Linked DNA regions of Homo sapiens: region 2 is linked to region 1. The links are chromatin loops, found by intact Hi-C in ENCODE. Cell type or tissue: GM12878. All regions are shown on one strand. Each heading gives the region's core, and the rest is flanking DNA. Links, peaks and the distances in the headings are about the cores only. Region 1 has its middle 70 kb from the start of SYPL1. Region 2 overlaps NAMPT (nicotinamide phosphoribosyltransferase).

Evidence for each region. A loop is a pair of places that touch in the nucleus more often than their neighbours do. Peaks named below come from ENCODE experiments on the same cell type or tissue, not always from the same donor. Only the 100,000 strongest peaks of a DNase experiment are listed, where the experiment ranks them.
Region 2: a loop joins it to region 1, with 3 times the contacts of the local background. A loop is called at or near these places in 10 of 110 quality-filtered maps.

The regions. Positions count from the first base shown.
Region 1 is chr7:106,181,213-106,184,136 of GRCh38, forward strand. No RefSeq gene overlaps it. Among named protein-coding and RNA genes, the nearest start is that of SYPL1, 70 kb to the left of the region's middle. RefSeq lists an enhancer at 1-32. In GM12878, for the core only: no CTCF peak of the experiment used is centred there; no DNase peak of the experiment used is centred there.
Region 2 is chr7:106,258,925-106,261,848 of GRCh38, forward strand. It overlaps NAMPT (nicotinamide phosphoribosyltransferase), which reads right to left. Exons shown (of 11, transcript NM_005746.3): 8 at 2,664-2,783. Among named protein-coding and RNA genes, the nearest start is that of NAMPT, 25 kb to the right of the region's middle. RefSeq lists enhancers at 1,076-1,602, 1,603-2,127. In GM12878, for the core only: no CTCF peak of the experiment used is centred there; a DNase peak (open chromatin) is centred at 1,571; H3K27ac peaks cover 434 bases.

The sequences.
Region 1 (2,924 bases), core at 139-2,638:
TCACATATTTTGTAGAAGGTGGCATTCAAGGCATGTTGCAGACTGAATACAACCCTTGTCTCCCTCTTCCTCACCCTGATGGAAACTCTGGACCAAGTATGAGAACCTTAAAGAGCAACAAAGTACATGGAGCCAATCATTGCATTGGCCCAAATCCTACATCTACAGGAAAAGGGAACAGAAGATACATTTTTATCCAAGATTTGTCACATCTGTGGGCCTCCAAAGATCAGCAAAATAAGACATTAATACTTTTCAATCTTTTTCAAGTTGTAATATGCTAATAACTGATGGGTTAAATTACAAATCATGATCTGTTCCCAAAGACTCTCAATACACATAATTACTTAGAAACAACAATTAGCCTTGGAAATTAATGATTAAAACCAACACAATTTATTACTAAACTATGTCCTCAAAGCAAGAAGTGGTGTTTAAAGAACCTCCCAGTAGGACTAACGCTTGTGAAAAAGTTAATTTAGGTAGGCTAATTTAAAAACCAACATAGGCCCTCTTTTGGATCACCATTTATGTAAAATCATGTTAGTAAGTATCTTAAGTTTTAACTCCTATCTATTCAAGACGATTGATTTATGAAATTTTAATTTTTCTGAATCAGAAGTTGACACTTAGATCATCTTTTTTGGTTGCTTTAATTAACAGGCTTCTACTTTCCCTTTCTTTGTGGTTGCATAGTATCAGAAGCCACTCCTTTATTTTCAACTTCTTAAAATCACTTTGTTTTACATTTCTTTTTTGCATGTAGTACATAGCTGGATTTGTTTTTAAGCCAACCTGACAGTCTGTTTTTTAATGGGTTAATTCAGTTTGTTTATATTTAGTGACAACTGATAATACAGTTGACCCTTGAACAACACGGGTATGATCTGGGAGACTCTACTAATACGCAGATTTTTTTCAACCAAACTCAGATTGAAAATACAGTACTCCCTGGATGTGAAACCCACTTTAACAGAGGGCTGACTTTTCACATAGGCAGGTTCCACAGGGCTGACTTTGGGACTTGGGAATGAGCAGATTTGGGCATCTGTGGGGGTCCTGAAACCAAACCCCCAAGTGTAACAAAGGATAACTATACTCACTTTCCTTCTGCCAACTTAAGTATGTTCACTGTTTGTTTTATTTTTTTATTTTTTATTTTCTTTGAGATGGAGTCTTGCTCTGTCACCCAGACTGGAGTGCAGTGGCCCGATCTTGGCTCACTGCAACCTCCGCCTCCTGGGTTCGAGCGATTCTCCTGCTTCAGCCTCCTGAGTAGCTGGAATTAAAGGTGAATGCCACCATGCCTGGCTAATTTTTGTATTTTTATTAGAGACGGGGTTTCACTGTGTTGGCCAGGCTGGTCTCAAACTCCTCCTGACCTCAGGTGATCTACCCGCCTCGGCCTCCCAAAGTGTTGGGATTACAGGCGTGAGCCACCGCGCCTAGCCTGTTGTTCGTTTTATTTTGCTGGTTCCTCTTTATTCCTTTTCTTATGGTTTGGTTAAGTTACCATTTATTCCCTTTTCCCCCGTTGTTAATTTTTAGCAGCTTCATTGAGGTATAATTGACATATACAATAAACTGCACATTTTAGATTATGCAAGTTGATAAGTCTTGACATATGTACAGGTCCTAAAACAGTCACCAAAATTCAGGTGATGAACATATTTATCATCCTTAAAAGTTTCCTAGTGCCCTTTTGTAGTTTCTTCCTCCCATCAACTTTCTGTTACAGTTTGTACTTTAAAGAATTTTATATAAATGAAATCATACAGTATGTGTATGTTTTTGTTTGGCTTCTTTCAGTCAGCATTCTTTTGTTTTTGAGATTATAAATTGTGTGCCAGTAGCTTCTTTGTTTTTATTGCTGAGTAGTATTCCACTGTATGGATATGCCATAGTTGACATTCACCTGTTAGATCCATGGTATGGATATTCCATAGTTGGCGTTCATTTACCTGTTGATGAACATTTAAGTGGTTTCCAGTTTTGTGCTATTACAAATAATGCTGCTATGAACACTGATGTGTAGATCTTTGTGTGCATGTACATTTTCATTTATCTTGGCTAAATACCTACAGTTGGAATGTCTGGATCAAATAGTAGGAGTACGTTTAACATATTATGAAATGTTCATATTGTTTTTATTTTTTTAATTTTAATTTTTTATTTTTTTGAGAAGGAGTCTCTGTTGCCCAGGCTGGAGTGCAGTGGTGTGATCTCAGCTCACTGTAACTTCTGCCCCTCGGGGTCAAGCAATTCCCCTACTTCAGCCTCCTGAGTAGCTGGGCCTACAGGCGCCTGCTACCTTGCCTGGCTAATTTTTGTATTTTTAGTAGAGATGGGTTTCACCATCTTGGCCAGGCTGGTCTTGAACTCCTGAACTCATGATCCACCCGCCTCAGCCTCCCAAAGTGCTGGGATTACAGGCATGAGCCACTGCGCCCAGCCTCATACTATTTTTAAAGTCAGCGTTCCACATATAGTGGGTCTGTAAAATGACCCACTATCAGTGTATGATAATTCAGTTTATTCACCCGTCTCCAACCTTAGTATGTTTAGTCTTTTTAATTTAAGCACTCTAATAGGTGTGTCAAACCTAAATAACAGAGAAGGAGACTCTGAAAGAAAGATTTATTCAGGAATGGGCATTGAAATGGGAATATGTGTGGGCGTATTCAGGAAGATAAGGCAAAAGTTTTTAAAGGTAAAATGAAGAAGATTAAGTTGTTTTCAGCCAATCCTTGGCTACTAGGACCAATAGCAAGGGTGGCATCGATTCAATTGCTAGGCAGATGTCCTTGTAGAAGTAGTTTTTTGTAAGGTAGTGGCAGCCTTTGTGCAAGGTTGTGGTTTTTGCAGAGTCTTTTGTGATAGTTCCTGTTATCAGGCATACGTGCATGAAAGTCCTTCCTTCATGG
Region 2 (2,924 bases), core at 185-2,684, 78 kb after region 1:
AAGATTTATCTGTAGCTTGCGATGCTGTTTGGTACGATAGCGTTCACCCACACAAGAACTTCTTTCAAAATTGGGAGTGCATCCTCTCAAACCCTGCTTTGGTTTTATCAACTGATTTTACTGATATTCGAAGTCCTTTGTTGTCATTTCAACGATGTTCACAGCATCTTTGCCAGCAGTAGATTTCATCTCAAGAAACCACTTTCTGTATCCACCCATATGAAGCAAATCCTCATCTGTTCAAGTTTAATCATGAGACTGCAGCAATTCAGTCAGATCTTCAGGCTCCACCACTTCTAGTTATCTAGCTATTTCTACCACATTTGTAGTTACTTCCTCCACTGAAGTCTTGAAGTCAAATCAAGACTCAGTTATCTGTGAAGGTTGGAATCAATTTCTTCCAAACTCCTGTTAATGCTGACATTTTAACGTCCTCCCATGAAGCATGATGTTCTTAAATGGCATCTAGAATGGTGAACCCTTTCAGCTACAGACTTAAGAATATATTTCTTCTTTTTTTTGAGACGGAGTTTCACTCTGTTGCCCAGGCTGGAGTGCAGTGGCGTGATCTTGGCACACTACAGCCTCTGCCTCCCTTCAAGCAATTCTCCTGCCTCAGCCTCCTGAGTAGCTGGGACTACAGGCATGCATTGCCCCACCCAGCTAATTTTTGTATTTTTAGTAGAGACGGGGTTTCACCACGTTGGCCAGGATGATCTTGATCTCCTGATTGCGTGATCTGCCTGTCTCGGTCTCCCAAAGTGTGGGATTACAGGCGTGAGCCACCACACCCGGCCAAGAATATATTTCCTAAATAATAGCATCTGAAATTACTCTTTGATGGATAGGCTGTCGAACGGACGTTGTGTTAGCAGGCATGAAAAACAACATTAACCTCTTTGTACATCTCCATCAGATCTCAGATGCCATCTGCAATGATATTTCGAAACAATCTTTTTTTTTTTTTTTTTTCCTGAGCAGTCGGTCCCAACAGTGGGCTTAAAATACTCAGTACACTATGATGTAAACAGACATGCTGTCATCCAGGCTTTGTTGTTCCATTTATAAAGCACAGGCAGAGTAGATTCAGCAAATTCTAAGGGTCCTAGGATTATCAGAATGATAAATGAGCACTAGCTTCCACTTAAAAGTGACCAGCTGCATTATCCACTAATGAGAGTTAGCATGTCCTTTCAAAGCAGATGTTGTCTTCTCTCTAGTTATGAAAGTCCTAGACGGCACCTTCTTCCAATGGAAGGCTGTTTCCTCTACACTGACAATCTGTTTAGTCACCTGCATCAATGATCTTAGCTAGATCTTCTGGGTAACTTGCAGCAGCTTCTACATCAGCACTTGCTGCTTCATTCTGCACTCATGGAGATGGCTTCTTTCCCTAAACCACAGGAACCAACCTCTGCTAGCTTCCAATTTTTCTTCTGCAGCTTCATCACCTCTCTTAGGCTTCACAGAATTGAAACGAGGGCCTTGCTCTGGATTAGGCTTTAGCCTAAGGAAATGTTGTGGTTGCTTTGATCTTCTATTCAGACCATTCAAACTTTCTCCCTAGCAGCAATAAAGCTGTTTCACTTTCTTATTCATATGCTTAGTGGAGTAGCACTTTGATTTTTCTTCAAGAACTTTTCCTTTGCATTCACAACTTGGCCTACTGTTTGCCTTAAGAGGCCTATTTTAGCTTTCAGCATGCCTTCCTCACTAAACTTAATCATGTCTAGGTTTTGATTTAAAATGAGAGGGATGTGACTTTTCCATTCACTTGAATACTCAGAGGCCACTGTGGGGTTATTAATTGACCTAATTTAAATACTGTTGTGTCTCAGGGCATAGGGAAACTTGAAGTGAGCAGAGAAAGGGAATGGGTAACTGGTGAAGGAGTCACAACACACACAGTATTTATCAATTAAGTTCACTGCCTTATCTGGGTGTGCCCTGTGGTGCCCTAAAACAATCACAGTAGTAACATCGAAGATCACTAATCACAGATCACCATAACAGATATAATGACAAAGTCTGAAATATTGTGAGAATTTACCAGTATGTGTCACACAGACATGAAGTGAATACATGTTGGAAAAATAGCACCAACAGACTTGCTCAACACAGGGTGGCCACAACCTTCAATTTGTAAAAAAATGCAATGTTTGCAAAGCACAATAAAATGAGGTACGCCTGCATAACACTTATACTATCTGGCTAAATCTAATACTGATGACAGTCAATGCTTAATTTAGAAGAGGTGGCAGCTATTCTATAATTTCTGAAAAAGCACCCATTAATATTATGAGTTTTACAGATTTGTGAAGCTCCAGTCTATGAAAACTCAGACCTATGCCAGCAGAGTCAAGGCTTTGTTTTATATTCCAAGGAATATTTCTTGACTGACATTTCCTTGTTTCACAATGATACTTCTTTAGATTCATCATTCAGGGTGGCCAATGACAACTGGAAGAGTAAGTATGGCTTGGCTGGCACCTCTGTATTTTAAACTACTATTATTTCTAAACTTTAAGCAATGCACAGAGATTTATACCAACATAAACACTTACAAAGACTTAAAATTGTATTTATATTGTGTTCTTTATCAAACATAAACAAACTTAATTATAAGAAATGCCTTATTGAAACTTTTAATATAAAACACATACCTCTTGTAAGGTATTAATATCTACTCCATCCCCTTGAATAACTCTAAGATAAGGTGGCAGCAACTTGTAACCCTTTGAGTTCTCAGTAACAGGAAACTTCTTACCTAAAATCTCCAAAACCTATATGGAAAAATACACATGCAACACAAATAACTAAAGCTGAAAACAAGTATAAGAGCTTTTCAAAGTTAAATGATTTTGCTTTGATAATCGAGAATATAAAAATTAACTACTTTAAAAATTTTATAACACTATGTATAT